Linked DNA regions of Homo sapiens: region 1 is linked to region 2. Evidence: chromatin loops called from intact Hi-C (ENCODE). Cell type or tissue: PC-3. All regions are shown on one strand. Links, peaks and the distances in the headings refer to the core of each region. The heading gives the core; the rest is flanking DNA.

Region 1 (16,317 bases), core at 4,642-7,141, 56 kb before region 2:
GCTGGAGTGCAGTGGTGCGATCTCAGCTCACTGCAACCTCCACCTCCCGGGTTCAAGCGATTCTCCTGCCTCAGCCTCCTGAGTAGCTGGGATTACAGGCACACACCACAATGCCTGACTAATTTTTTGTATTTGTAGTAGAGACGGGGTTTCACCGTGTTAGCCAGGATGGTCTCCATCTCCTGACCTCGTGATCCACCCACCTCAGCCTCCTAAAGTGCTGGGATTACGGGCATGAGCTACCACACCCAGCCCCAATGAACAATAGAAGGTGATTTTTATTACCTCAAAGCTGAAAGTTATAAGCTCTGAGTATTATAATTTTTTGTGGCCATCTACTTTAAGAGAGAGAAATGTCTACAAAATGATATGAGCTTTTTTTCCTCTACCTACAGTTGTATACTGAGCAAAGCAGGAATTTCTGAACATTAAAACTACGCTATGTTGGAAAGGGAGCCAAAAAGCTCGATATCTACTAGAGATGTACAAACTTTCTTTAACAGAAGTCACCTGCTTATCAGTTTTTGATAAATAACCCACTGGCAGTAACAATAGGAGAAAAACAATGTATTTTGCCTAATGTTCTATCATGTGGACATGGTGTCCCACTTCAACGACTTGTTTATCTGAGTTAGACCTCTCATTTGAAATCATGGGTGCCATATTTGAACTGTTAATTGCTTCTTCATATCTTGGGACTGGAACTGGATTAAGAGTCCTATCTTATAGGAGACTTCTCCCTGCTTACAAATCCTCTGAAGAGCATAAGTAAATGTGTCGGCCAGAAATAATGGAAGAAACCATCAACAAATGGGGGGAAATCAGATAGAGTCATGGTGTCACTTTCACTTTTGCCATTGCCTGCTGTATTCCAGCTTCTGATTCCACTGCAAATGGAAGCAAAGAAAGCTCATATAGTAATAACAGCAACTAAGGCAACAGTAGTTTTACGTTGATAAGCTAGAGATTTTGAAAGTAAGAGGCTGGCACATAAACTAGATTAGTAGTTCTCAGCTAGGCTACACATCAGAATCATCTGTGGGGTTTTTACAGCTGCAGATGCTAAATCAGAATCCAAGACAGGAAAGTGAAAGTGCTTATTCCAATGAAGACCTTTGTTGATAGTCACCATACTAGATTATCTACAAAGCTGGAAAACCTGGTCTAATTTAACAATTTCTAATTGATGAAGGTGAACAGAGTGTGGTATAATGAACTGAGTACTGAATCAGGGAATAGGTCTAATTTTACTCTGTGAACAGACTTGTTGAATAATTTTAGCTTATTACATGTATCACATTTTAGGCACAGTATTATATGTGTACATCAATAATTCTTTCAGTTCACAATGCTTTGTGATACAAAGGTTATTCTTGCTCCTTTTTTACAGATGTGAAACCTGAAATTAGTGATTTGCCAAAGGAAATGATGAGCTGTGATCCCAGGTCTGTCTAACCTATACTTGTCTCCAAACGGTAGGACAGTGTTTCCGTTCTCTCCATAGTGAGATTCAGCCTCTTTAATGCCTCTTTTAGCAAAATATTACAATGAACTCTTCTCCAATGAACAGTGAGCAATGTCTCCTTGAGCAAACTTTCTTGGATGAATTGAGATGAGGCAACTGAAGAAGGCATTGAAAACTATAATATTCCTTAGAAATTAAGATTTCTTCTCATCTTGAATAATGGCTCTTACATCATCCTAAAGTATAAAATACTTTTTTTCTGAAAATACTTGTTTCTTCATTTTATTACCTTACTTCAACATTTTCCATTATTACAAAATGTTTATTTCAAAAATTGTCTCAAAAATTTTCCGACATAAGCCACCACAATTTTTCCTCAGTAGAAGTGTAATATAAATAAATTGAAATCAAGTTTTCTCTTCATTATAAAAATATTCCCCAAAATTGCATGGTAACTCAATTTTTAATCAAATTTGTTGTTGAATTTTGGAAAAGCTTTTTTAAAGTCTTAAAGTTCAATTAGTTTTTCAAAGAGCCCTAGTATAGCACAAAAACATCATTACTCTTATAAAAACTATATTTTTATTTCCCTAGTAATTTGCCCTGGCAGACTCGGGGGTCAAGGACCTGGTGTTGCAAAATTCCAGTAGTTACCATGTCCAGAAGATATACTGTAAATTGTGCTTCCAGAAGTTGGGTCATACAATGGTACAAATGGAAACTTTGATTTATTATTTTGTTGCTTCTTGTTAACTAATTTTAGAAGACTGAGAGTGGGGGTGTCCATGCTTTAGATCCTTCAAAGAAGGGATTAATGAAAATTTGTTGTTGCTTTTTGGTAAAAACTACTCATTGAGCTAACAGCTAAAAAACTGAATTTCAATATTACCATAAATTTGAAGACAAAATGTTTCCTTGTGGAGGAGGAGTTTGGGCAAAGTATAAATAAGTAATTAAAATTGTGCTCAACTAAAGAGTTTATTGTGGAGGGAAAAGTGATCTCGTGTTCATAAGTGGAAATTAAATGTTTTTATAGAGTGGTGCAGTTATTGCGACAGTGCAAATTATATTAATAGCTAATAGAGAATTCAAATAAAATGTTTCTAAATTATAAAGGCCTACCCCTTTTAATTGAGTTTTGTGTGATTGTCACATGAATGAAATAAAATCTAAGTGTTTCTCATTTTTTCTGCTGGAGCAGACATTCATTTGTTCAAAATGTTCTCACTTTTATCATTGGCATTCAAGCTTTTTGATGGTCAGGTTGTCCAAAAAGCTGAAAAGTGTAACCCAGAAACAGACTGGTAGGAGTGACTATGAAAACTTGCATCTCACTAGTGTTTAATAGAGACATTCATAATTGGAATCTGAAGATCAGATTTTTCTAGATTGCTGATTATCCACCCAAAGCTTAACAGACACCCAGAACTTGTTGCAAGTATACCTACTCACATTGACTGTCTTTCTTTTAATATTTGTTTAAAATTTATTGCCTATTATAACAGTGATCTCCAAAGAAAGATATGTATGCTTTCAAGTATATGCAAGATAATCCATTAGGCTACAGGAAGTAAGGAGTAAAGCTTCTATTTATATGTGCTTTGCATTTCATCCCTTTTAAACTTTTAAATTTTTTGAGTTTTGTTATGTATTTACCATTAGTGTTAAATACGTGTAGCACACACAGTAGCACATGCACACTACTTAAACTTTTTTAAAAATATACTGCTAGTACAGAGTCAAAATTTTCAGTAATGGAGATGCATGTCCAACAAAGTTTATAGCTAATATCCTATAGTTCTGTGCTCATTTTAGCTCTTAAGTAATGACTGAATCTTCCTGAACTCAGGCTATCTTTATGGTATTAGGTCAGTGAGGAGATCCCTCTGAGCTTTTGTTTCCTCATTACATACATTATATAAGATGTAGTGATGATTTATCATTCTTCTAAGAAGAGTTTTGTAAGAGATAAAGTGTGACTCAAATATGTATGGACACCTTGAGAGCAGAAAATAACTGAGTTTTGCATCACTTTCACAGTAGCCACCAAATAGATGTTTAATAAATATATGAATAGAGGAAAGAATGAGGGTCTATCTGTCATTAACATTCTTATGGGAAAGAGCAGGATGTGGTTATAAATGTAAATGATTATAAGTAGAACAAAGTAAGTCTTGTTTCATCCCTGGTGCTGTGATTTTTGAAAAACGTCATTCATTTTTGCCAAGCTCAGTTTCTTACTTAAATTGGGCATCATAATATTATTTTAATGTCCTACCTACACGACAGGGTTATTTTCAAAATAAAATGTATGTGAAAATCTGTCATGACCTCTAAAGAAAATGTAATGCTAACATTGGTTATTGTTTCTTATAGTTATATCATCTTCTCCTGCTGAATTGCACTTGATTGGAAGGGAGGGTCCCTCACTACCTTGAGCTTTTATTACATTCCCCTCAGTGTCTAATTGAGCTTTATATAGAATGAGATCTTTAAAAAAAAAAAAAAAAAGCTTATTAAGGAGTGGTGGGCACCTTCTGTTTTCAAAGCTGCCCTTCCTTTTCAGCAAAAGGTAGTAGTGTTTGAGGGGTTCCAACAAGTATCAACTTGTGTAGCCCTAAGCACTTTTTATCAATAAAAAGGCAAAGCATGAACTAGAGAGGATGCTTGATTTATACCTGTCTAGGCAATCAACCTGCCACCCACAGAAGTGTTGGAAATTTGGCAGTTAATCAGCAAGGCACTTTTTGTGCTTTATTCTTTACTGTTGATCCTTTGTTTGTTCCATAATGGTGTCCTTAGTCATTTTGTCCCATAATAAAAGCTCTGTGGAACTTTGTCCATACTCTACAGCATCTTCAGTGACAGAAGAGCGCCTACCAAATGCTTAGTGAATGCAGGAATTAACCCATTAAAAGTAAGGATATGTGTACTCATTCAAAAACTTGAGGGATTTACCCAACCCTTCTTTTAATTTAATTCAGTAAAAGTTTTCCCCAATTTCCTTCTTTTTCTGGAAAAAGAGTGAAAAAACTAGAGTTTGTGTTAAATTATTTTCCAAAGTTTTAAGCTTCTTCCTTATTCAGATTACATTGCAGTTTCTCTTCTGTGTCTGTATGTATGCACATTTGTTTTAAATGTATATAATAATAGACATCCTTTTGATTAAATCTCAGTCTTATTTATGTTCCTATTTTTCTGAGGACTGTAATTTTAGTTTGAGGAAAATAAAAAAAAATTACTGTGTGTTTGAGCATAAATACATCCATTCTCAAAGATGTGCCTTTCTTTGGACTAATTAGGCTTTTTTCCCAAATATATAACCCAAGAAAGTGTTTTACAAACAAACTAGAGAGGTTATAGAATGAATTTTAAAATTTAACCATTCAAGGTACCATTATATTTACTTTCAGAAATTGTGAATTTGAAGATTTGAAAATAATCACATTTCATGCACTATTTAAATTTGCTTTGCCTAAGACTCAAATTTTATGTGCATTTTTTTTCTCATTCTCCTAAATAGCACTTTTCTGAAGCAATTGATGATTATCTCCACAAGTCTTATAGGGTAAGAATACTGAGATGTCAGAGTTATATCCAGTTGCTCAATTGACCAAATAAGTTCCTTTTGCTTTTCTCACCCTGCCTGTCTCCTGGGGTTCACTTACAGAGGGGTCAATTGTCCAAAAGGCAAGGCGTAAGACATGGGGAGAGACAAAGTCCTAGCTAAAGAGAACTAGGAAATTAGATCCCCGATAGTCAAGAGTTGATATAAAAAAGCTCTTTTCACAAAGAACTTCCCATTATTGTCTCCTTGACAGACTGGAGAGTTCAATTTGTCAAGATCTGTTGAGTTGCATGCAGTTGATGTAACCTGACAGCTAGCAACATGTAGGGGTCTGGTGACCAAGCCAAGACATTCAGAAGCACAGACTAAGTAGAGATGACTCTTTTTCTAATCAACTGGAATTATATTTTTCAGAGGTTTCTCAGTCTGTTGCACATTAACAGCATGTGTTAAGCACATTTTGTGGTTTATAAAATTGTAATTATAGAAATGAATTCTTTTGGTCACAAATTAATTACAGGAAAAAGTAATGATGAAGGCTTAACTATTGATTCATTACATCTCTTAAGACTTCCGGGATATTTCACAGGCAGATTGATGTAGTTCAACCTCTTTTTGGATGGACAGCTAACTTGGGTTTAAGTAGAACTTAATTTAGATTCAATCTGTAAATATTCACTTATTACAACAATGCAGTGAGAATCTTTTTTTTAAAGCAGCACATTCTACTGTCATTATTAAATATATGCATAATATTCCCCAGAGGCTTAAGAGTATAGTCAGACACACAAACACACACACACACACACACACACACACACACACACACACACACACTTTCAACATTCTAAAAAAATAAAATAAAATAAGATTCATGCAATATTTGAATCTCAGCTACCAAAATTTAATTAATAAAATAAATTGAATGAAGCCAAAGTACCAGATTTCTAGATGTTCTTAATGTCACTTATCTCCATTATAAATCTTCAAATACTATTAGTACTTCCTTTGGGACAGAGTGGATGAAAAGGGAGAACAGATTGCTAGTAGAGTCAGGTGGTGCAACCATAAGCATGGTGGGCAGCATAATTACAGTTCTTAAAGAAAGTATATACAAGGAGCACTGCATAACTGTTACTGGAAAATCACATTGATCAACTGACCAGTCTACAACATCCTCCACTATAGATGGGGCACCTCCTTGGACAAATATCCTCAGTAAACAGAAGACAAATATCAGTTTTGAATCACCAAGGGTTCTACATATATTGACTTTGATTGCCAAACAAGGAATTATTTCCTTGTTTGTATTTTCCCCATTGTAAATACTTGAATAATATTTGCTACACTCTCTATTTCCTTCATTGCACTCATTACCATTTATTTATGTTCTTATTTGCTTATTTGTCTCCTACTCTAAGTGGTAAGATTGTCATTTTTCTTGGGGAGGGAGATACATTTTTATTGAATTATAATGTTCATACAGGAAAGTACACATATCACTAGTGTAGAACTCAGTGAATTTTTACAAATTGAACACATCTGTATAATTGGAGTCTACATTAAGAAATAGAAAACAAACAGCACCCCAGAAGTCTCCTGGTGCTATCTCATAAGTTGCTATATTCCAAAAATAAGCATTATCTGATTTTTAACAGCTAAAACTATTTTCACCTGTTCTTAGAATTAATATAAATGAAACCATACAGTACGTACTATTTTGTGTCTGGCTTCTTTTGTTCAACATAATGTTTAGGAGACTCATATTATTGGGGTAGTCATAGATCATTCATTCGTAATGCTCTGTGATATTACTGTGTATAAATATACCCCCAGTTACTTATCCATTCTATTGCTGATGTGCATTTGGGTAATTTCCAGTGAGAATTATTCCAAATAATTCTATAAATATATGTTCATTAAAAGGATTTGTTTTTGGTGAACATATGTATACATCTCTGTGGTGTGTATCAGCAGTGGAATTGTTGAGTCATAGAGTATGCGTATGTTCGCTTTCAGTAGATATGCCAAACCGTTTTCCAAAGTGGTAAAACCAATTTCCACTTTGCCGTCAGTGTATGTGTGAAGGATTATATCTATTTTCTTCACAATTGTATCTTCTGTACTTGTCATAGTGCTTAGTACATGGTAGGCACTCAAGAAGTCTTAGATGAATCAACTCAATTGATATGTCAACAGTGGCTAAATGACTATGGCCATTTCATTGATCTTTTCAAGCTTGTAAGGAGCCAAAACAACTTTATAGCCCAATTTACAATTTTGCCAGAATCTTCCCCTAGATAATTAGTACCTTGAAAAAAAGACTTCCTCACTGAAGCTTTTTTTGTACTCAAATGGCTTACTCAATGGAATAAGCAGTATTCATTTGATAACATAATAGAACATACATATGTTAGCACAGTAAGGCATTTTAACCTCAAATCTCCTTCCTCCTCATTATACAGCTGAGGATACAGAGGGCTGGGCACAGTGGCTCATGCCTGTAATCCTAGCACTTTGGGAGGCTGAGGTGGGTGGATCATTTGAGATCAGGAGTTTGAGACCAGCCTGGCCAACATGGTGAAACCCTGTCTCTACTAAAAATACAAAAACTAGCCGGGCATGGTGGTGAGCACCTGTAGTCTCAGCTACTCAGGAGACTGAGGCAGGAGAATTGCTTGACCCCATGCTGTTGTTGTGATAGTGAGTGAGTTCTCACAAGATCTGATGGTTTAAAAGTGTGTACCACTTCCCCCCGGCTCTCTCTCTCTCTCTCTCCTACTGCCATGTAAAGAAGGTGCTTCCCTTTGGCCTTCTGCCATGATAGTAAGTTTCCTGAGGCCTCCCAGTCATGCTTCCTGTTAAGCCTAAGTCTCAGGTAGTTCTTTATAGCAGTGTGAGAACAGCAGATTTAACACCAGGCAGATTTAACCCAGAGAAGACTACCTCAAGGCCTCTAATGATCAAACTCCTAAAGGTCAAAAATAAAGAAAGGATCCTACAAGCAACAAGAGAGAAGAAACAATATGCAATAGAGGTCCAATATGTCTGACAGCAGACTTTTCAGTGCTGTCTTGTAGCCCATTATTTTTAATTGGTGACAACTTAACACTGATTCCATAAACAAACAAACATGGATAAATAAAACTAATAAAAACTCTACACTTTAACTTCTTCCCTTTGCTTTTTAACTTTTTGTTGTTTCTCTTTATGTCTTATTATACTGTCTATGTCTTGGAAAACTATTTTAGTTTATTATTTTTGATTAGTTCATCATTTAGTCTTTCTACTGAAGTTTAGTAATTTACACACCACAGCTACAGTGTTATAATATTCTGTATTTTTCTGTGTGCTGACTATTACCAGTGAGTTTTGCACCTTCAGGAGACAGTGGCATGACATATTTAAAGTGCTGAAGGAAAAAAAATTGGAAACTAGAGTAGTATATCCAGTGAAAATATCCTTTAAGCATTAAGGAGAAATAAAGACCTTCTCAGACAAACAAAACCTGAGGGATTTCATCAATACCTGAACTATCCTACAAGGAATGCTGAAGAGACTTCTTCAGTGTGAAAGAAAAAGAAGTTAATGAGTAAGAAGATACAGAGAGAGAAATACATGAGGCAAAACTGATAAACTGCAACGAGATATAAATGAGATAAACTATTATCATTGGATATTTTAACACGCTTTTATCAGAAAAAAATCCAGCAGGTAGAAAATCAGTGAGGACATAGATGAACTTAATCCATTTATTGGACTGCTTCATCCAACAGCAGCAGCTTATACATTTTTCTCAAGCTTACATGAAAGATTCACCAATATAGACCAGATGGGGGGCCATAAAAAACACATTAACACATTTTTAAAAAATAGAAACCATAAAATTCTGCTCTCAGACCACAATGCAATTAAATTAGAAATGAATAACAGAAAGATAGCTGAAAAATCCCAAAATGTTGAAGATTAAACAAAATACTTCCAACACAAGTCATAGAAGAAATCTCAAGAGAACTTTAAAAATATTTCAAATTAAATGAAAATAAAAATATAACTTATCAAAATATGTGGGATGCAGTGAAAGGAGTGCTTAGAGGGAAATTTACAGCACTGAATGCATATTTTAGGGAAGACAAATTATCTAAAATGAATAATCTAACTTTCTGTCTTAGAAAACTAGAAAAGGAAGAGGAAATTAAATCCAAAGTAAGCAGAAGAAAAGAAATATTAGAAGTGAGGGCAGAAATCAATGAAATTGAAAACGGAAAATCAATAGAGAAAATCTACACAACCAAAAGCTTATATTTAAAGAAGATATTTTAACAGTTCTGTACAATCTCTTCTAGAATATAGAAGCAGAGAAAATACTTCCCAACTCATTCTATGATGCTAGCATTACCATAATATCAAAACCAGACAAACATATTATAAGAAAACTACAGACCAAATAGCTGTCATGAACATATATGCAAAAAATCTCAAAAAAATAGAAAATTGAATTCAACAATGTATAAGAAAATTTATATACCACAACCAAGTGGGATTTATCACACATATCCATGGCTTATTAAACATTTGAAAATCAATTAATATGATTCATCACATCAACAAGCGAAAAAAAACACGTGATCATATCAATAGATGCAGAAAAAGCATTTGACAAAATCCAACATTTATTTATGATAAAAACTCTCAGTAAACTAGGAGGAGAGGTGAGCTTCCCCAACTTGATTAAGAATATCTACAGAACACCTCCAGCTAACATAATATTTAATGGTGAGAAACTCAGCCTTCCCACCAAAACCAGGAACAAAACAAGGATGCCCCTTCTCACCACTTCTTTCAACATTATACTGAAAATACTAGCTAATGCAATGAGACAATAAAAAGAAATAAAAAGTATACAGATTGGGATGGAAGAAATAAAATTGTCTTTATTCATAGATAACATTGTCATCTATGTAGGAAATCTGAAAAAATGGAAAAAACACTTGCCTGAGGCCAGGTGCAGTGGCTCATGCCTGTAATCCCAACACTTTGGGAGGCCGAGGTGCATGGATCACCTGAGGTCAGGAGTTCGAGACCAGTCTGGCCAACATGGTGAAAACTTGTCTCTACTAAAAATACACAAAATTAGCCAGGTGTGGTGGCAGGCACCTGTAATCCCAGCTACAATCCCAGGTGTAATCCTCAGCAGGAGGCTTAAGCAGGAGAATCACTTGAACCCAGGAGGTGGAGGTTGCAGTGAGCCAAGATAGCACCACTGCACTTCAGCCTGGGCAACAAGAGCAAAACCTGAAACGCCCTCTCATAAAAAAAAAAAAAATCCCAACGAGTTATTTTGTGAATATTGACAGACTCATTCTAAGGCTTATATGGAAAGGCAAAAGATCTACAATAACCAACAAGATATTGAAGGAAAAGAACAAAATTGGAGGACTGACACTACCTTACTTCAGACTTACTATAAAGCTACAGTAATCAAGACGACATAGTATTGGTGAAAAAAATGGACAAATAGGTCAATGGAACAAAGTAGAGATCCCAGAAATAGAACTACGTAAATATAGTTGACTAATCCTTGACAAAAGAATAAAAGCAATAAAATGAAGCAAAGATAGTATTTTCAAAAAATTATGCTGGAACAACTGGACATCCACATGGACAAAAATGAATCTAGACACAAACCTTACACCCTTCATACAAATTAATTAAAAAATGTACCATAGACCTAAATACAAAATGAAAAAGTATAAAACTGCTAGACAATAATAACATAGGAGAAAACCTAGGAGAATTAGGGTATGGTAATGAATTTTCAGATGCAACATTAAAGGTATTATCCATAAAGAAATAACTGATAAACTAGAATTTGTTAAAATTAAATACTTCCTCTGATCTGTGAAAGAGAATTTCAAGAGAATGAGAAGACAAGTTACAGATGAGGAGATAGTTTTTTAAAACGATAAAGGGCTGTTATCCAAAATGTACAAAGAATTCTTAAAATTCAACAGTAAAAAACATAACAATTCCCCCTCCCCCCACAGAGTCTTTTTTTTTTTTTTTTTTGAGATGATATCTGGCTCTATTGCCCAGGCTGGAATGCAGTGGCACGATATCAGCTCACTGCAACCTCTACCTCATGGTCTCAGGCCATCCTCCCACCTCAGCCTCCCAGATAGCTGGGACTACAGGCACACACCATCATGCCTGGCTAATTTTTGTATTTTTTTGTAGAGACAAGGTTTTGCCATGTTGCCCAGGCTGGTCTCAAACTAATGAGCTCAAGCAATCCACCTGCATTCATCGCACAAAGTGCTGGGATTAGAGTCACAAGCCACCATGCCCAGTCAATGACTATTTTTAAAATGCCAAAATTAGATATCTGAATAGATAACTCACTAAAAAAGATATACAAATGCCAAATTGGCATATGAAAAAATATTTTGCAACATATATCATTTGGGAACTGCAAATTAAAAAAACACTGAGATACCACTACACATTATTAGAATGGGCAAAATCCAGAACACTGACAACACCAAATGCTGACAAGGATGTAGAACCACAGAAACTCCCATTCATTGCTGGTGGGATTGCAAAAATAGTACAACCACATTGGAAAACAGTTTGGCAGTTTCTTACAAAAGTAAACATACTTTTACCATAAAATCCATTAATCGCACTCCTTAGTATTTACACAAATGAACTGAAAACTTTGTTAACGCAAAGAGCTGCACATGGATATTTATAGTAGCTTTAATCATAATAACCAAAACTTGGAAGCAACCAAGGGGTCCTCAGTAGGCAAGTGAATAAATAAGCTGGCACAATAAAAGTACTTCAGTACTTAGTGCTGAAAAGAAATGAGGTACGAAGCTATGAAAATATGTGGGGGAGACAAATGCATATTACTCAGTGAAAGAAGCCAATTAAAAAATGCTACATACTTTATGTTTCCAATTATATGCTAAAAAGGCAAAAGCATGAATACAGTAAAAATATCAGTAGTTGCTAGGAGTTAGGTGGGACAGAGGGCTGAACAGGTAGCAAACAGAGGATTTTTAGGTAAGTGAAACTATTCCGTATGATACTAAAATTTTGGACACGTCATTATACATTTGCTAAAACCGATAGAATGTACAATACCAAGAGTGAATCCTCGTGTAAAGTGTGTCAATATAGTTTCAGCAGTTTCATTTATTGTAACAAATGTACCACTTTGGTGCAGGATGTTGATAGTAGGGGAGTTTTTTTGTTTTTTTGGTTTTTGTTTTGTTTTGTTTTGTGTGTGTGTGTAGGAGAAAGAGAATATAAGGGAACTATCTGTACTTTCCTCGTGATTTTGCTGTGAACCTAAAATTTCTCTTTAAAAAAATAAAGTTCATTAATTTTTTAAAATGCAAACAAACAAAAACCCAGGGCTGAGCAGGTTGTCTACATTCCTTAATGATAGAGCAATGCCATACTGGACCTCCAGTGAATGGCTTATTTGGTGCCTCCTCATGGTATCTAGCCAGCCTTACACTAAGCCAGTGGGCCTCACTTTGAAGTGTCATCAGAATCACTTGAAGGTGTTGTTAAAGCATATTTTTTTCAGAATCATTTTCTGATTCAGTGTGTCTGGAGAGGGACCACAGAATTTGAGTATTTAACAAGTTCTTACTTGAGACTGAGGCTTCTGATTTGGAAAGCACAGTTTGAGGACCACTGCTCTAAGTAATAGGGGATGCATTCTTTTCAATCCTAGTCCCCTTGTCTATGGGCAATGTCCTTCCTCAGAAAAGATTTTAAGAACTCAGACTTCATATAAGCACATTGTACGCTACCTCTACATCGTTTTCCTGTGGTTTTAACTAAGTTTTTCTTCTTGTGGATTATGCCTCCCCCTTCAGTATTAGGTTCAGGATTCTTAGTCTTTATAAATAAAACCAAAGTCAAAATATAATGCAATTGAAATAGAATATGTTTCTCTTCTATTTCATTCTATTTCTATTTTCAATTGAAATAGAAAAATTTAGAATATATTTCTATTTCAATTGATATATTTTGCCTTTGGATTTATTTATTTCAGTTGATACTACAGAGAATCAATTTAACCACAGCCAATATGACAGTCCCTGTCACATAATAACTATATCATATAACCTATGGTAATAAATAATATGCATGATTCTTCTCCACAAATAACACAGTTTAACCAAAATGAAGAAATGGAGGTAAAACAATGACTTTTATCAAGTCTTTGTGGCTCAGAGATGGGGTTAAGAATAGAATTTGAGAATACTTTCTGCTTCTCTGATCTTATTGCTGACACATTTTATGGGCCATGTTCTGTGTCTCTAGAATTAAGCTAGATTTTGTGTAAGAGTAAACTGTTTACTCACCATAGGTCATTGCCAGGGGCCATTAAATCTCAGGTCCCATTTGGAGTGGAAAAAGACAATTTATTCAAGAAAAAACAAATTAAATTATTATATCATGGCTAAAGTAAAGAGCTTGTTTACGCTCTGTCAAGGTTCATCAAGTTAAAAGAATATGTCAATATTGTTGCCTTTTTTGGCTGTGGCTTGGAAAATAATTTACGAGCATTATTGAAAGAAGTTTAGGACCAAGAAAAAAGGAGTAAAACAATCATAATATAACTGCCTGACTCAACTAGCCCTAAAACCCTATTTGACATATGAGAACCATATCAAAGAGAAGATGAATCAATGAGACTTTCACAAAAACCTACTTTGTTTTATCCACATTGTTGAGATTTTTCTGTTTTATTAGACAATGATTCTTTGTGTGAAGGACAGTGTGTATGCACTGTAACTTGTCATCTGTCTGAGTTTCAAAACCCTGCCTGGGATGCTGATTTTACCTCCTTAAAAGGACTGAATTACAGAATTAAGAAATACAATGGAGAAGTGGGAATGCCACACTGAGTTGAGATAATGATCCTGATAAAAAATTGGGAAAGCATGTTAAGAAAATAAGGGAAAATATCATCCACATGAAAAAGGCTTTTCAGATATCCCCGACACATGCTGTATTCCCTCTTCTAGCAAACCTTACCAACACCTAACCTTTCTATTGATTAATTCACAACTGCCTATTTAGCAGTCACCTATTACAAAGGGATCCCAGCCAACCAGGTCTCAGGAGTTGACTGCATGGCCCAGCATCGACAGGAAGGTGCAGCTGCGCCAGGGCCTTCTTGCCATGGCTTGTGGGACATTTCCCATGGTGGGAAGAATAAGACATCACACTTCTGGCCATCTTGCTATCTGAGGGTCTCAAAAGTAACAGCCCCAACTTCCTCACCTACTTGAGGATTCTATGCTTTGGAAAAACAAGAATAACATTCTTCCTTGTTAAGAAGGTATCAACCTATTATTAAAGAGCTGCACAGATGATACACAACATGGTCTACCCCTCCAAGAAATTCCAATCTAATTAAAGGAAAAAATGTTGCACCTAAAGCCTAGTGCAATTAAGAGCTCAATTATGTGGCTGAGGTAATATAGGCAATAGATGATATGGTCATCCAGTAATAATAATAACATTTCTATTTCCATTCCCACAGAGTTTGGTTGTTATTCTAAGGTTTACATGTACTGTTGTAATAGCAACTGCTTACTAATCAAGCCTGGTTTAATCTTTATATAATGATGGGTTTTCCTATGGAAACAAACACAAAACAGGAAAGAAAAAAGCTAGATACTATTTCAAAATTATGAAATTATACTTTATTTCTCATATAGAAAAGAAAAAAGAAGCAAAGTTTTTTCATCTATAGACACAAACTTTTAATGTTCCCAGTGTGCCTTCTTCCTTTTCCAATATAAAAAAGACACGAGTGAAGAATTAATATTCATATCAAATGAAGCCATTAATTGAGGATATAAAGTTTCTGAAGGCTATCAGGCAAATTTGCCAAGCATATAAAGAGTATACTGGTATAAAAATGGTTTATTACCTTTATACCAGGAAACTATGCTGAAAGAATCTTTAGCAACAAAGCCTCTATTTATACTTCTTCCAAATAGCCTCTTGTGATACCAAGAATAAAATATATTTCCACATATAGCAGGAAACATTTTCCTGGAATTTTGCCATTGCCTTTTGGAATGATATTAAATATTTTATTTTCATTCAGATTCTCTTCCGGATTTTACTCCATAAAACCATCTTGGCATGTAGAAGAAAAATATATGTCAAAGAAACTAGTAAATAAGGGAAGGATTAATCAGGTCATGATGATAGGAAACTATAATTTGTACTGTTCAAGTGCTGATGGCACAGATCACTCAAGGGGAGTAGTAACAGTGACTTGAGAAATGTGCCAGAAATGCTTCGAAATATAGTTCAGATAGACACTATAAAATCTTATGCATTTTCCAAAATTATATGTGGTTTATCATTTTCAAATAATGTAGCCAAGTTTACTTGTTTCATATTCTTCTTCCTTTATGTTTGCCTTAATCTATTCAGGCTGCTATAACAAAATACCATAAACTGGGTGGCTTATAAACAATAAACATTTATTTCTCACAGTTCTGGAGACTGGGAAGTCTAAGATAAAATCTGCACTAGCAGATTTGATGTCTGGTGAAGGCCTGTTCCCCACGGATGGAAACTCTAGTTGTCCTCACATGACTGAAGGGAATAGCTAGCTCTCTGGAGTCTGTTTTATAAGTTCAGTAATCCCATTCATGAGGTTAGAGCCCTCATAACCTAATCACCTTCCATAGGCCCTATTTCCTAATATTATCACATTGGGGATTCGATTTTAATGTATGAATTTTGGGGAGACACAGACATTTAGACCACACCAGTATCATTATTATTTTTTAAGCTTTAATAAACTATTGAAGTGTAGGGAGAAAATTTGTATTCAATTTTGTCTCATTCAATATCTGTTTTTAAATGTGTATTTCATAATGTACATAAATTAATATGGTTATATAATTATAAATAAATGAATAAAAGATACACGGGGAGAGGTGCCCAAAATTCCTTTATTCTTGAGAAGAACTTGTTTAAAATAATTAGACACGACCTTAGGGAGCAACAACCCATCAGTTAACATCAATAATAAAAGGAAAAAAACAGAATAAAGCAATAATATGAACATTTAGGATTGGATTAATATATTTTGTTGGCATTATAAAAAAACAGGAATGAAGCTGCATTTGTTTCTTTCGTAGAAGAAACAGACAAGCGGGTGAGCCCTGAAGTGATATACTGGTGATATACTGGTAAAGTAAGCAAGAACAGTAAAAGAATAAATGTG
Region 2 (16,317 bases), core at 10,340-12,839:
AAATAGACTTTTTAATTACCTCTCTTCCCTTGATAATTTAAATTACACCTAAGCAAAGATCTTTGTGTATAAATATTTGTATTTATTTTCCTTAAAATGGATGTAATGATGCTTGATACATGGTGCCAAACTGTTTTCAGTGCTTGCTGTACACATATACCTGCAGTGTGTAAGTCCCACTCTTATCAGCATTTAGCATTGCCAGTGTGAAAACATCCCAGAATTTTAGTTGATAAAAATTTGGGGGCTTGGTGAGATGGCTCAGGCCTGTAATCTCAGCACTTTTGGAGGATGAGGACAGAGGATTGCTTGAGCCCAGGAATTCAAAACCAGCCTGGGCAACATAGTGACACCATATTTCTACAAAAACATACAGAAATTAGCTGGGCATAGTGGCGCATGCCTGTAGCCCCAGCTAAACAAGAGGCTGACGTGGGAGCATCGATTGAGCCTGGGAGGTTGAGGCTGCAGTGAGCCGTGATCACTCCACTGAACTCTTGCCTGGTTAACAGAGTGAGACACTATCTCAAAAAAAATAAAAATAAAAAAATAAATAAATAATAGATAAGAAATGTTGTATGTTTAGATTTTCATTTATTTGCTCATTATTGTATTTGGCTAGTTTTTCACTTACTGATTAGCTATTTGTATTTCCTCTGCAAATTCACTATTATTTTAATTTCACATTTTGATTTCTCTGTGAGTTCTAAAAACTTGATAGAGAATTACTTCTTGATTATTGTATGTGCTCATTTTAACACATTTGTGAATAATGCCAAGCTGTTCTTCAGAAATACCAAAATAGACAGTCTTCAGCCACATGTGAAAGTGCTCATTTGTTTCAACCACCCCAAAACTGAGAATATTTTTTAACTGAGTTGCCAGTTGAGTAGGTGAAGAGTACATATGTTAAATATTTAATTTTCATCTCTGAGATTGTTAATGAATGGGATCATTTTTCATGTTTATCATGAGTTTTTTTTCTTTCTTATTTGCCTCTTCATCTTTAAATCATATTTATTCTTTCTCTGGATGTGTAAAAGGTCTTTGCCTATGAGTTATTAATGCTTTATCATAAATAGAAAATAATTTTTCAGTTTGATTTGCTGCTTAATTATGCTTATAAAATTTTTTGTTGGTTTGTTATATTGAGTATGCTGGTGCCCACCCCTAGTCCTCCAGTCCAGTCTCACCTCTTATTCCAGCCACTGCTGTAATGTTCAGCTTCCTCCTGGCTTTGCCTGGTTTCGGTTGGGTGCAATCTGAGTGCATCTGCTTAAGCCCCCTGTCCCAAGCCTCCTGCTTTCTGCTCTGGGGTTTATCTCACCCCACAGTAGGATATCTCCCAAAATTCACTTGTACTCATTGGTGCAACCTGAAAATATGGAGGAATCAACATCCTTTGGTCACTGCCACTATTGACTATTAAGGCCTGGGAACAATGGAGCTTCTTCTTTATTTCTTCAAGTGGATCTTCTGAGTCTTCGCAGAACATCTTAGGGCTAGAGTAACCTGACGCACAGAGGGTGGCCAACTGAACAATGCATCCTTTTGTTAACTTTTTCTGCTAACCTATCTCCCTCCTTCGGTGACTCACTCCTGCTGTCTGGGATCATATTTCTAAATAAACTACTCACACATAAACCTTTGTCTTAGACTTTGCTTTGAGGCTTAGTTGTGTATCCTTTTTACATATAAGGTTTGTCTATGTCTCTGTGTGGGCATGGGTATGTATGATCACATATCTCAATCATGCATTTTATGGTTTCTGACTATAGTTTCACAGGTATAAGGCTTTCTCTGTCACCAGGGTCAGATAAATATGTATGTACATTTTAATTCTTTTGGTATAGAGTACAAGGTCATGATCTGTTTTGTTATATTTCCCAAACGATTAAGCAAGATTAAAATAAAGCCTATTGAACATCTGGCCTTTTCTCACTGATTTTTGTCAGTTAACATTTCAGTTTCAGGAGAATTACAGATTTATAAGAGACTAATCTCCATTTTCCTACTCTTCTTCACACATGTTATGATTATGACTTAATTAGCCAAATATACGTAAATGTAAAGATCCACAGTAAAGGAGCAGACGCTTTTTCTTGGTTTACTAACTGGACTTAACAGCGACTGGTGACACTCCCTATAGAGGCCTGTCACAGCAGAGTAAATTGCCATTCCCATAAATGGGACTTGCCTTCCCATAAATCTTAAATAATTGGGGTTATATCCTAATTCCAGGAGAAGTAGCATCAGCAATGTAATTGCTTCAAATTATGGGTATTTTTAGGGGACACAAAATTATCTAGTTTTTTTATTTAGAAAAAATTAAGCAAACCTACTTATCAGCAAGGTGACAGCCACATGAGGATGGGGTATAGGAAACAGACAGTACACTAGTGTTCATGATTGGTGTCACTGCCTTAATCTTCCCAATATCTCATTAAATAAATAAATAAACCTGTTGCCCCACAATCCTGCACTAAATGTTTACGTGTACAGAAAGCTGTTTCTGGCCTTCACATCTGTGTCACTGAACTTTCAATCCACTCCTGTGATGGTACTACCAGAGATTTACTGAGGCTTTTAAAACATGTTTTAACACTGAACAGAACACATTAGAGAAATGCGAATCAAAACCACAATGAGATACCACCTCACACCAGTTAGAATGGCAATCATTGAAAAGTCAGGAAACAACGGATGTGGAGAAATAGGAATGCTTTTATACTGTTGGTGGGACTGTAAATTAGTTAAATCATTTGGAAGACAGTGTAGTGGTTCCTCAAGGATCTGGAACCAGAAATACCTTTTGAGCCAGCAATCCCATTATTGGGTATATACCCAAAGGATTATAAATCATTCTACAATAAAGACATATGCAGATGTATGTTTATTGCTGCACTATTTACAATAGCAGAGACTTGGAACCAACCCAAATGCCCATTAATGATAGACTGGATAAAGAAAATGTGGCACATATACACCATGGAATACTATGCAGCCATAAAAAACAATGAGTTCATGTCCTTTGCAGGGACATGGATGAAGCTGGAAACCATAATTCTCAGCAAACTAACACAGGAACAGAAAACCAAACAGCGCATGTTCTCACTTATAAGTGGGAGTTGAACAATGAGAACACATGGACACATGGAGGGGAAAATCACACACTGGGGCCTGTCAGGCAGTGGGGGGCAAGGGGAGGGAAAGCATTAGGACAAATACCTAATGCATGCAGGGCTTAAAACCTACATGACGGGCCTGGGTGCGGTGGCTCACGCCTGTAATACCAGGACTTTGGGAGGCAGAAGAGGGTGGATCACCTGAGGTCAGGAGTTCGAGACCAGCCGGGACAACATGGTGAAACCCTGTTTCTACGAAAAATACAAAAATTAGCTGGGGGTGGTGGTATGTGCCTGTAATCCCAGCTACTTGGGAGGCTGAGGCAGGAGAATTGCTTCAACCCAGGAGGTGGAGACTGCAGTGAGCCGAGATTGTGCCACTGCACTGGTCGACAGAGCAAGAGAGCAAGACTCCATCTCACAAAAAAAAAAAAAAAAAAACCAGGAACAACAAAAAACCTAGATGACAGGTTGATGGGTGCAGCAAACCACCATGGCACATGTACACCTATGTAACAAACCTGTACGTTCTGCACATGTATCCCAGAACTTAAAGTAAAATTAAAAAAAAAAAAAAAAGGAGAAAAGAAAAAAGAAACCAATGGACAGAACAAATCCCTTCTCAATATTTTCCTTTTTCAAAAATGTGTTGGCTCTTCTTGTTTACTGATCCCTCTTGTTGAACTTTAAAATCACGTTGTCAAGTTCACCCCAAAACGTGGTAGACACAGAGATGCACCCCCAGATGCCACGTCAAGGAAGGGCTTGTTGCCCAGCTGCTGGGAGCACATGGACAACTTCCAGCTGTTGACTCCTTCAGGGTCACGCACTTCCAATGCCACTTCCCTTGAGTAAATGTGCAAAGTGGTAGTGAAGAGAATCAGTCATTTCAGTAGACCTGGGATGACTCTGGTGGGCAACACCTGTTCCCAAGCTCCTTGCTGGTTTGGCCGAGGCTTTGCTGGGTCTGCATCTCAACTTCACTTTTCCTTCCGCTCAATCCTGTGACTTCCCCCTTCTTTACTCAGATGTCGATCTCTAATCAATGTCTTATATCCTAAATTCCACCTCCACCTCTTTCTTTGAAGAATTCAAACTGTGACAAATTTAAACAGTGCCAAACCTATCTATCTAAAAAGATACTTTCTTTTAATACTTAGTTTTTCCATTTAGAAATACAGTGTCTCTAAACGTATTCATCTTCTTTTACATTTCTTAGCAAACCTTGCTTTATATAAGTTTTACAGATTTGTTTGTTTATTTGTTTTTGAGACAGTCTTGCTCTGTCGCCCAGGCTGGAGTGCAGTGGCACAATCTTGGCTCACTGCATCCTCTGCCTCCCGGGTTCAAGGAATTCTGGTGCCTTAGCCTCCCGAGTAGCTGAGATTACAGGTGCCTGCCACTAGGCCCGGCTAATTTTTTTTTTTTTTTAAGTAGAGATGGAGTTTCGCCATGTTGACCAGGCTGGTCTCGAACTCCTGGCCTCAAGTGATCTGCCCACCTCAGCCTCCCAAAGTGGTGGGATTACAGGCATGAGCCATCGTGCCTGGCTGGTTTACAGATTTTTTAAAGAGTTTTCCTGGTTTTTTTATATTGGTTTTTATTGGTTTCTGCATTATAAATAGAACTCTTTCGTCATGTCATCCATGTGATCCATAATGTTATGTAATAAAACTTTTTTTTTTTTTTTTGAGACAGAGTCTCGCTCTGTCACCCAGGCTGGAGTGCAGTGGTGTGATCTCAGCTCACTGCAACCTCCGCCTCCCGGATTCAAGCAATTTTCCTGCCTCAGCCTCCCGAGTAGCTGGGACTACAGGCACGTGCCACCATGCCCGGCCCTTTTTTTTTTTTTCTTTAAGTAGAGACAGGGTTTCACTGTGTTAGCCAGGATGGTCTCGATCTCCTGACCTCATGATCCACCCGCCTCAGCCTCCTAAAGTGCTGAGATTACAGGCATGACCCACCGCACCTGTCCATAAAACATATTTTAACAGTAACTTCAGGGAATTCACTTACAAAATACGCTTATTTAAAATATTGTTTATATTTTTTTCTATCAAACTTTGTTTTTCTCTATTATAACTTTTGCCTGACATAATGAAATTATAAACCTCATATATCAAAGCGATTTCATTCCAGCTTTCTACATTCTGAGAGCAATTTCAATAACAATAGCAGCAATCTATTGAGTACCTCTAATGTACCGGGCAACAGCACATCAATGCTCTGGTGATATTATCTATAATCCTAGCAGCCACCCTGCAAGGCTGCATTATAAACGACACTTTTCAAAGAATGTGTGCACCTTACCCATTATCAACAGCTAGCAAGTTATTGAACCAGGAGTCAAACCTAGGGGAAAAAAATCTAAAGACACTTTTCACAGGCAACATAACCAAACTGTGCTTTCCCAAGTTCTCTTACACTTTTGTCACATATATCACACACACACACACACAAATGCCACGCGGAATTTCTGACTGCATATTCTTTGTATACCATTCAAACAAAAAGAAGCTTATATACTCAAAAGTTAAATTCCACCTTCACCTTACTCCCTTCCAAATACTCTTCCTTCTCCAGGGGTAGCAACTATGAATAATTTTTATAGAACATGTAAAGAAAGTCAACTTCATTCTCCTTAAGTTCTATATTGTATCTCATAATGTATCTGTGCTGTATTTATTTAATTAGCACCCTAATGGATATTTGGATTGTATGTAGTTTTTAACAATATTGAAACTTTGTAACTTTTCTTAACTAAAAAACCTACTTCGAGTATTTTAATTATAAAAATAATATATTGCTCACTGAGTTGGCGAAAATAAATATTGAACCAAATAAAAGAGGCTGTGAGTTTGCTTTTGCCAAATTTGTTTCTGTCTCTTTAAACAGACTTTGTATTTAGTAGGAAATTCTCAGAGTTTCTAGGCATGAGGAATTACAGAGAATTCCCAATTATGTATCCTATTGGTTATATCATTAGGAATGGAGAATATTGAGGTCCAATATACATGATCACACTGACATTTTGCTTGGTAGTCTTTTTATAGCCCAAATTATTTAAATCCCAAAACAAAATATATTTATTGTAGAAAAATAGAAAAGGCAAATAAGTAAAATACTTTAAATCACTAAGTAACTACTGTTAAAACTTTGGCTAGAGATCTTTTAATAAATCTTATACATTATGTATAGATACATGAATTGTTTACATATCCTATGTAAGATCATGTAATTTGTATTAACCATTTTTTAACTTTATGCAATAATATGTCTTGAGATCTTTGTGCAAATCATGATTAATTTAAGTGGAAAATGAAACCTTGTGTTCTCTTTTTCAAGAAAACTGGGATGCCACTTCCATAGCTGATAAAGTACAAGCAGAGTGGAATGTTTAAGCTAATGTTTCTCGTTCTTTTATTTTTTTCCTATCTCTATGTAAACACTTCAGCCTAGCCTCAAGCCTCCATGTCCTTACTTGTATTAAAATTGGACTCTACCATAATTGTACTTCATTTTAATGGACATCCAACTTTTATTTGCCACAAATTCCATCGAATCATGTTTCTTCTTATGTATGTTCTCTAGCATATATTTGCATACTCTTGAGCAATTTGTTGATTTGTCAAACACTTCAGTATCTTGTGACTGCTTTCTAAAAGCCTGTAAGGTTTCTTTAGTAGTAGTGATGGCTTGAAACTTCTATGTCAGAAGTTGTTCCAAACTTAATCACTCCTCTATAATTGTCTAATTTTAGTGCAAATTAAAGAGACGCATAAATCACTTTTCTTAACTCACAATTTCCACCTGTGGTTACACACAGCTTGCCTTGTACAGTTGTGCATGCAGTACACTGAACAAGTCTAGGGGTTACCGTTTATACTGCAGAGATAGATAGATACATACCTACATATACATGCATACATACATACATCTTTCCAGTAGATAGCAAAGAAATGCCTCATTGTAATAAAAGCAGGTTCCTATGACAATTTTCAAACCGATGATAAGGGGCACATTTTTCTAATCTGCATGGTAACAGATTGAAGAGATCAGTTGTAGTGAGCAGATCTCATACTATCCGGGAAAGGACAGTTTGGCTTTATGATCACAAGTCTGAGAAAGAAGTATATTTGCTATGTATCACACTCTTTTATTTTGATTATGCTCTGCCTCATTTTGTTGCAGTTGTTTGCAGTCTCCACCACATATGGGACTGCAGCAACCGCAATACTAAACATGTAATATTCCCCTTCAGGGGGCTTGAGTGCCAGCCAGGTGGTCCTGAAGGCCAGAACTGAACTAGGCAAGGTCTTGATACCTCAGGCAATTGGGGTGCCAAAACCAAGGAGAGTTGAAGCAAATTACTTTGTAAGAAAGGTCTTTAACTATTATAACTCATACAAATACACATACAGACACCCACACACATATATATACATGCATGTATGTATATATGTAAACAAAATATTCTCATCTTACACTAATTTATTTCACTACAAAATTAACTAATCTTTACCATATTTTTGTCCCTAAAGACATTCTATCGTGGGAATTTAATGGTTTAGAATGAAGGTTTAGCTGTATGCAACGCAAAACCAGAATCACAGTGACTTGTTTAAGGTTAATTTTTATTCTCTTGACTTGAGTAACACAATCTGAATTGCAGACATCACTTGTGCTAACATATCGTTGGACTTAAAATTTAGTCACATTAAAAAAAAATAATCTAGCCCCACAGCCACAGCTAGCTGTAAGAATGTCTGGAAAATGTAGTCTTTGTTCTGGGCCACCATGAACCCAGCTGAATATTTTACTGCTAAGGACAAAGGGAAGAATGAGTGAACTCTGCCCCAGGCTGTGCTCAATAACCTCATGATTCAGTCCAGAAAAGAATCCTAACAACCACTTCTCTAGTGGAAGCTTCTTGCTTTTTTCCTTAAAATAGTTGATCTAATCCTTTTATAATGCTTCTCAAAATTGAATTGAAAACGCAAGTAACTCAAAATGGGAAATCAAGTTTTGTGAAGTTTCTTTACTTGAATCTATTAGCTATCATGACTTGGTCCAACATATTCATTAGAATGGTCCAAAAGTCATCATTCAAATAAATATTTATTGAGCAATAAGTTGCTTACATGAATTCTGAAAAACATATCCAAAAAAAGTAACAAGACTCTCAATATTCATTTATCTATACATATAATTTCATCCAAATCATCTGAATCAATAAATATTAAGGAAGAAATAGAAGCCAATTTACCAATGTTATTTCTATCATGAAAATAATTATGTATTTCTGACTTGTGTAATTTAAATTTTCTTATAAGATTCAGAATGTAAGGCCTTTACTTTTACAAACAAAAATAAAACAAAAAAGATAGATGAATATACGAACAATCTTATAGCCAGGAAATTTTTCACGTAAGTCATTTGGATAACGTCTGATAAAGTGAAACATGTTTTTCGTGAGAATAAACCTGTCTTTAAAGATAGAGAACAATAAGAATAATACAAAGTTAAAATAGAATAAAAAAAGAGTTTGAAATGAACTTCAGAAATTCATAACACACTGTCTATCATAGGGAATTTATACATTCGCCCCCAGTTATTTGAGGAAAGGCCTTTCTTGATATTGTTGGATCCATCAGTGTGCGTTGAAGGTGAATATTGATGATAGGTCACAAGAAAAGGTTCTCAGGAACTGAGTGACAAAGTATAGCTCTCTACCAAATTCACTTTATGGGATAACGTAGACGGCTTAAGCTTTTGTGAATTTTGCCGATAGGCATTTTAAAATTCTGGATCATGATAATACAACACGCTGTATCAGATGACTTTCATCCTGAGGCTCTTTATGCCTAACAGGACAACGACAAATTAATATACAGTATATATTTCTTCCACGTAGTCTCACGAAGCCTGTACATATTTCTTTAAGCAGAATAAATATGTGCATTTTCGGACACTAGCATTTACTTTTTGGGCAAGACATATTCAGACAGTAAATATATGCCTTTCTTGGTTAAAAATGAAATCTTCCAAGGCATACCCCAACCAGATTGTGCTGAATGTGATAATTTGCACACTGAGTGTATCCGCCCCCATTCCTTACTGCCCATTTGCATATAACATTTACTGACCCATGAGCACAGCATTCCAGTAAACCCACAATGTATGGGAGTTCAGTGAGGCTCAAAGTACAAAGTAAACGTGTAATGTCTGTTACTCAGTAAGTAGGATGGCAGTGGGGGGAAGCTGACACTTTGCTTTTTAAACCCGAAGTTACTTCCAACAGAGAAAACAATACCATGTCTTTCTAAGAAACACTAACAATCATATCATATCTTTTCTTCCTGTGTTACCAACCACTTACACTGAAAATGATGACACAGAAGGAAATGGAAAGACTGGGCAAGTCTAGCTACTTTTCTTTGTAGTTCTTCCTTTCTCACCAGTATGCCAAAGGCAGAGAGTGTTGGCAGAATGAGCATATATATCAAGAAGTGAAATGAAAGCAGTTAGGTTAGTTTTGTACAGTGTTTACACTCTCCTTGTAAGAACAAAATGCATACGCACATACAAGCTATAATCTATGAATTGTGGTAATTTCTGTAATTCTGTATGTAATTAAATGTTTTTATATTTCCATTTAAAACTGACATATCATCTTTAAAACTGATATAAAGAAAAATGATAAAATTCATACTCGAATTTTTTAATTTAAAAATTCATAAATTTAAAATTTTTCTTTACTTAGAACAACATGAAATGGCAAGAAAAAACACTCGTGAAAAGTTGAGAAAGGCTGCAGAAGAAAGGAAAGAGCTTTATATTTTAGTACCTTCAATGGAAGTATTCTACTTGAACAAGTGGACTCATATTTTCATTTTGCACTGGGCCCCACAGTGTATGTAGTTCTTGTGTGGGCTCCACTGTCTCTGTCACTGCAGCCTCTACAATATGACTTAGGCATTGTCCTTTTTATGTCATTGCTAAGTCTGACTCTCTGTCCCTCCTACCCCTAGGATTTATAAGTCACCTGGTTCCTTTGACAAATTCTTTTTCTGCTTAATCTAGCTGGGGTGGGTTCTATTTTTTGCAGTTAAGCACACCGATTGATAATAAAAATAACTAAAATTTATAGATTATTACTGTATGATAGTACATATTCCCATAATGGTGAAGTATACACTATTATCTATAATTTACAGACAAGAAAACCTAGGGTTAAAATCAAATAAATTGTCTGAGTTGAATAGCTAATGCATTCAGGGCCAGGATTCAAACCCAAGAAATCTAACTCCAACTCCGTGTGGAGCCGTGTTTATGTTAATGTTTGTCCTCCTAAACATTGTTGATCCCTATGGCAAGAATTTTACTAAGTTCTAAATAGGCACAGTGCCACCTAAACAAATAGCCATTGTTACAATCCGAGACAGTAAATGTTTAAGTATTGTTGCTGAAAACATAATTCTTAGGGAAGATCCAATAAACTGCCTTTTCTGAGAACCACTTTGGTGGTGATAGAGAATGTTCAATGGCTTTTACATTTCGGGGAGTTGCTGTCCCTGGGTTTCATTTCCCTGGATTTTACCTTTCTGAATTTTACAAGATTTTGCCAGCACATGATAACATTGATTAGAAAAGGCAGACAAAGTGAGAAAGTTAGATAGCTTGAAACAGGAATAATCACCTTTTTTTTTTCTGTTTATCAGAGGTGCTAAAATAGCTTTCCCAACAAGTCTTTTTCATGCTGCTTATGCTATGGTTGCCCTATGGAAGTTCACATAGATATCCTGGCAGGATAAAAATTTTGCAATTACAACTGATTCTTGAGAGTTCTTCCCAAATAAATGAGGGACCATAAAGGTTGAGATTGATGGAATGTGGGAGCTTGAACAATACTTACCTGTACATCATTTTGCCATGAGTCCCTCAGTCTGTGAAAATTAAATCATTCTGACTTAGGGACGCATGTCATTTTAGTTTTTAATGTTTTCAAATTTTGCTGATAAAAGGTAACAGAGACACGGTACTTTTTTAAAAGCATGCAATTTACTATTTTTTTAAAAAAAAAGTTATGTAGGCTAAACTGTGTGCAAGTTAAAACATTACAACCATAAAGGTGAGGATCACAGGACAAATATTTCTCTACCAGCTATGAGTGGGATGCTGCCTTTGTGATTTATTCTAAAATAACAAAACAGTCTGAAACAATGAAGTGTTTCTCTACGCTTCATGAATATATATTAATTCAGTTCATGACAGAACAAGTCATTGGCTGCCTCTGCCAAACAGCCAAGAGGGAATGATTGATTATTTTATGCAGAACCTCACAGGGTCTAAAGGTACTTGAAATCTGTGGTAGACGAAATGCAAAATACTGCCAAAAAATGAATGTAACTCTTGAATATTATCACAATATTTATATTGATGACCAGAAGTACTTGAGAATTAATAATCACAAACTCCCCAAATCTACTACAGATATCCATATAAAAACTATGTTTTCATTACTTCCTTAAACAAAACTATTATTGCCTTTAAAGTATATACACACTAGAAAATAGATTTGATTAGCTTCAGTTGCTCACTTCATACACGCTAGTGGTTTACTGTTTTCATGAGAAAATGTTTTTACCATAAGCTAATATGAGCAAACAGCTTATTTTGTTTACAGTCAAATATGGAAAATGGCCCTTCCCAAAAAGTAAATTGACTTAACGTTTTTATTTACTTAGAATCTGAAATCATATCTTTGTGTAATTAGGTAACCATTTATTACTAAACTCATTTTTCAAATTTCTGGCTACTTAAAATTATTTTAGGGGAATGAGATTGCTGACACTTGCCTCTATCCACAAATATATTGTCTTATTTTGGCCCCTAAACATAGATCTCATGATACGAAATGAGATTTATTTAAAGGGCATTCACAGGAAGCAGGAGTGGAGGACCGGGGAGGTTAAGAAGGCAACAGGCCAGCACAGGCATGCACTATGGCAGTGGCTGCTGTAGGCAGCAGGGGTGAGGCTGCTAGAACCTCTGAGAAACAGCATGCCCACACTCTCTACTTGAGGAACAGCTACTGTCCTCCCTCAGTGCATGCAGGGTTCCCTGGGCACAATTACTCCCTCACACTGCAGGGCTGATGAGGCCCCTATGCCTTCAGAAAAAGCTCTGGCTAGTAGTGCCAGTAAAATACAAAACCAGATTCAATTCGGATTTTATGTTTATTTTATTTTTTTGGAGACGGAGTCTCACTCTGTCACCCAGGCTGGAGTGCAGTGGTGCGATCTCAGCTCACCGCAACCTCTGTCTCCCGGGTTCAAGCAATTCTCCTGCCTCAGCCTCCCAAGTAGCTGGGACTACAGGCGTGCACCACCACCTGGCTAATTTTTGAATTTTTAATAGAGATGGGGTTTTGCCATGTTGGCCAGGCTGGTCTAGAACTCCCGCCTCGGCCTCCCAAAGTGCTGGGATTACCGGCATGAGCCACCATGCCTGGCCTGAATTAGGATTTTAGATAGCACTCCTGGCACGTGCTTGAGGCGGGGTGCTGTCAGCATGAGTTCGAGCTTGCCCAGACCTTGCTGCCCCTGTTGTAGCTAAAATCAGAGGTGGCCTGAAGGGAGGTGAAGCAGGGAACCAAAAGCATCTGCTGCCCATGGGTATTCTTTATTTTAAATAAAGAATAAATCTACCACCTACACCAGTCAGAACACCACACATATTCATCCTTATGCATCTTCATTTTTCTAGTCAGCACTTCTATTGTTAGTAATAGTTCTCCACACAATCTCCTCATAATAATCTTTTCATTTGATTCTGTATAGTGCCAGCTTTGCTTAAGCAAATTATATCACAGGTTACTTACCTTTTGAATTCTCTCAAGTCCTCATAGGTTTGTTTGTGCTATTTTCTTGTCACGCTGTGATCACAGATGCTTCATGCACTACCAGAGTATGTTAGTCCAGGCCCTCTAAGAAGCAGGTTCCAAGACAGGACTAGCTGTGCAAGAGATTTATTAAGGCAATGTATTAGTCCATTTTCATACTGCTATGAAGAAATACCCAAGACTGGGTAATTTATAAGGAAAAAGAAGTTTAATGCACTCACAGTTCCACATGGCTGGGGAAGCCTCACAATCATGGCAGAAGGTGAAGTAGGAGCAAAGGCACATTTTACAGGGTGGCAGGCAAGAAACCATGTGCAGGGGAACTGCCCTTTATAAAACCATCAGATCTCATGAGACTTACTCACTAGCACAAGAACACCATGGGAAAAACCCACCCCCATGATTCAGTTGCCTTCCACTGGGTCCTTCCCATGACCTGTGGGGCTCATGGAACTACAATTCAAGATGAGCTTTGGATGGAGACACAGCCAAACTATATCAGACAACATCTCCTCCTTTGTGGAGGGGATGGGAAGGGGCAGGGGAGTGGGGACTGGTCAAACCAGGATGCAGCCTGATCACAGGTAAATGAGAGAGGAAAGGAAAAGGGAGGGTAGAAGTGTCATTTTTATTGTTGTTTTAGTTTAAAATATTTAATTGACAAATAAAAATTATATATATTCAAGGTGTGCAACATGATGATTTGATATGTATACACATTATATAATGATTGCTACAGTCAAATTAATTAACATTTCTGTTACCACCTATAGTTACCATTTGTGTGTGTGTGTGTGTGTGTAGAGAACACTTAAAATCTACTCTTATCACATTTCAAGTACACAATACAGTATTATTAGATATAGTCACTGTGCTGTACGCTAGATCTCCAGAACTTGTTCATCTGAGAGATGAGCAGAGCCATGGGGGAATCCACCTTCGCAGGAGTCCAGCAGCCTGCAGGAACTGTGCTGGGTAAGTGACCCTACCACTCCATCACTGGCTAGGAACCACTTATGGGAAGCATGGCCTCCATGCAGACAGGTATGGAGTTCGTAGTACCACAGCTGGGCTCCTCGCAGTCCCAGATCTGTGAGGCTCACTTTCATGGCTGGCCACTAGACAAGAACTTTCACCAGGAGAGACAGAAAAACACGCCTGCTAAACATACACTCATTAATGGACCGAGTACCCTGTTTAGAGATAATTTTGAAAATGCTTAAGGCACATATTCATGAAATTTAAGCAACTATGATATCTGATTTGTAAAGATATTTTGGAGCAGGGAAATTTTATAACATTTTTTCAAATCACAGCTGCTTAGACATCAGCTTATTTCAACAGCTCCTTAGTTTTCTTGCAGTGAACTGATGAGATATAGTAACAGCTACTTCGTAGGGCCACTATAAGAATCATATGAAGATAATGCAGGTAAAGCTCTTAGCATAATGCTGCCAAATAGTAAAAGTTCAATTAATAATACCTATTATTGAACTACCATTAAAAACTAATATTAATATTAAGCTATTGTTGAACTACCATTAAGTTTAATCAATATTAGCTACTGTTGAACTACCATTAAAAACTAATGTTACATGTATCCATATAAAAATCACCTATTTTCTGTATGAATCCTGGCTCTGCATTCCTGAGGAAACACACATCTCCTTTCCCATTGCTAAAAAAAAAAAAAAAAAAAATACTGAAAGGAACAGGTCACCAAGTTTGATCTTTTTAGTTAAAATGACAGATCTCTGCAGTCATGAATGTGCAACTCTCAATCTATCAATTCTGTTTTGTCATCTGCTGCTGCCAAATAATTCACCCCTAAAACTTAGTGGCTTAAAACAACAAGCACTCATTATGTCTCAAGTTTCTGCTGGTCAAGAACTCTGAAAGGGCTCTTGTGTCAAGTTCTCACTTGGAGTCGCTCATGTAGGTGCAGTCAGACGTTAACTGGTCTTGCAGTCATCTGAAGGCTTGATTGGTTCAAGAAGCTCCATTTCAAGGGTGGCTCACTCATTAGGCTGGCAAGTTTATTGGAGGCCTCAGATGCTCTGCACAGAGCTGTTTGAGTGTCTTTTCAGCATGATTGCCAGCTTTCTCCAGAGCAAGTGATTTAAGAAACAAAGGTGAAAGTTGCAATGACTTATATGACCTAATGTCAGAAGAAACACACCATCACTTCCATTGTATTCTGCTAGTCACACAGAGTTAGCACACAAGGCTATGAATACTGGGAGGCAAAGATCATTGGGGCCATCTTGCATTTAATGTATATATTAATATATTCTACAGAATATAGATACATATAGTATCCAGAAGAAACTATGTTGTGATTATAAGAGTGCTGATTGCACTGGAGAATACAGACAAGAACCATCTTTCAACAGAGCTCAACTAAGCCTTAGTTTTTCACTTGTATACACAGGCAACTGCCACCTTGTGATCTGCCTTACTCTTTTAGGAAAGGTATAAAGCAAAGGCTAGAAATAGGCAGCTTTCAAGCAGAATTCAGCCTAAAGTCAGATTCAACTTGGCCTAATCAGTGCATTTAATGAGTAATGAATATGTAATCAAATGCCTTTAGAATAGTATTGGGTTCTTTACTTTGCCACCACCCTCTGCAGTCTTAAATTCTACAACTTGTATATTATCTGCCTAAGCCCTAAAGGCACTTGCAATCTCTGCCTTAAAGAAACTGAGGGCCAGGTGCAGTGGCTCACACCTGTAATCCCAGCACTTTGGGAGGCTGAGGTGGGTGGATCATTTGAGGTCAGGAGTTTGAGACCAGCCTGGCCAACATGGTGAAACCCCATCTCTACTAAAAATACAAAAATTAGCCAGGCATGGTGGCAGGTGCCTGTAATCCCAGCTACTCAGGAGGCTGAGGCAGGAGAATCATTTGAACCCGGGAGGCAGAGATTGCAGTGAACTGAGATTGTGCCACTGCACTCCAGCCTGGGCAATAGAGCGAGACTCAGTCTCAAAAAGAAAAAAAAAAGAAAGAAACAAGGAAACTGAGATAAGAAATATAAAGAAAAGAGCATGTGGGTGGGGTAGGGTTGGGAAGCTACGAGGGACTGACAGAGAGCTCTTGAAGCAGCTCCCTCAGCCATCCTCCTTCCCCATGAGAGTATTATGAGAACAAATAAAGGTCTTGGCAGTATCACTGAGGATTTAATGTAGCCAACGACAGTATTCCTGAGAATGAAGTTTGTTAAATACTAAAGCAAGGCCATGGAAACTCCTTCTCAGGAGGTCTTTAGAAATAGGAAAGATTGTAAT

The links. Hi-C counts contacts between places; a loop is a spot of excess contacts. Peaks named below come from ENCODE experiments on the same cell type or tissue, not always from the same donor. Only the 100,000 strongest peaks of a DNase experiment are listed, where the experiment ranks them.
Region 1: it touches region 2 in a loop (5-fold over the local background); 4 of 110 quality-filtered maps call a loop at or near these places.

Annotation. Positions count from the first base shown.
Region 1 is chr7:16,432,943-16,449,259 of GRCh38, forward strand. LOC105375168 (a long non-coding RNA gene) reads left to right here. Exons shown (of 5, transcript XR_007060223.1): 3 at 1,391-1,445. Among named protein-coding and RNA genes, the nearest start is that of CRPPA, 20 kb to the left of the region's middle. In PC-3, for the core only: no CTCF peak of the experiment used is centred there; no DNase peak of the experiment used is centred there.
Region 2 is chr7:16,483,372-16,499,688 of GRCh38, forward strand. No RefSeq gene overlaps it. Among named protein-coding and RNA genes, the nearest start is that of SOSTDC1, 26 kb to the left of the region's middle. In PC-3, for the core only: no CTCF peak of the experiment used is centred there; no DNase peak of the experiment used is centred there; H3K27ac peaks cover 1,124 bases.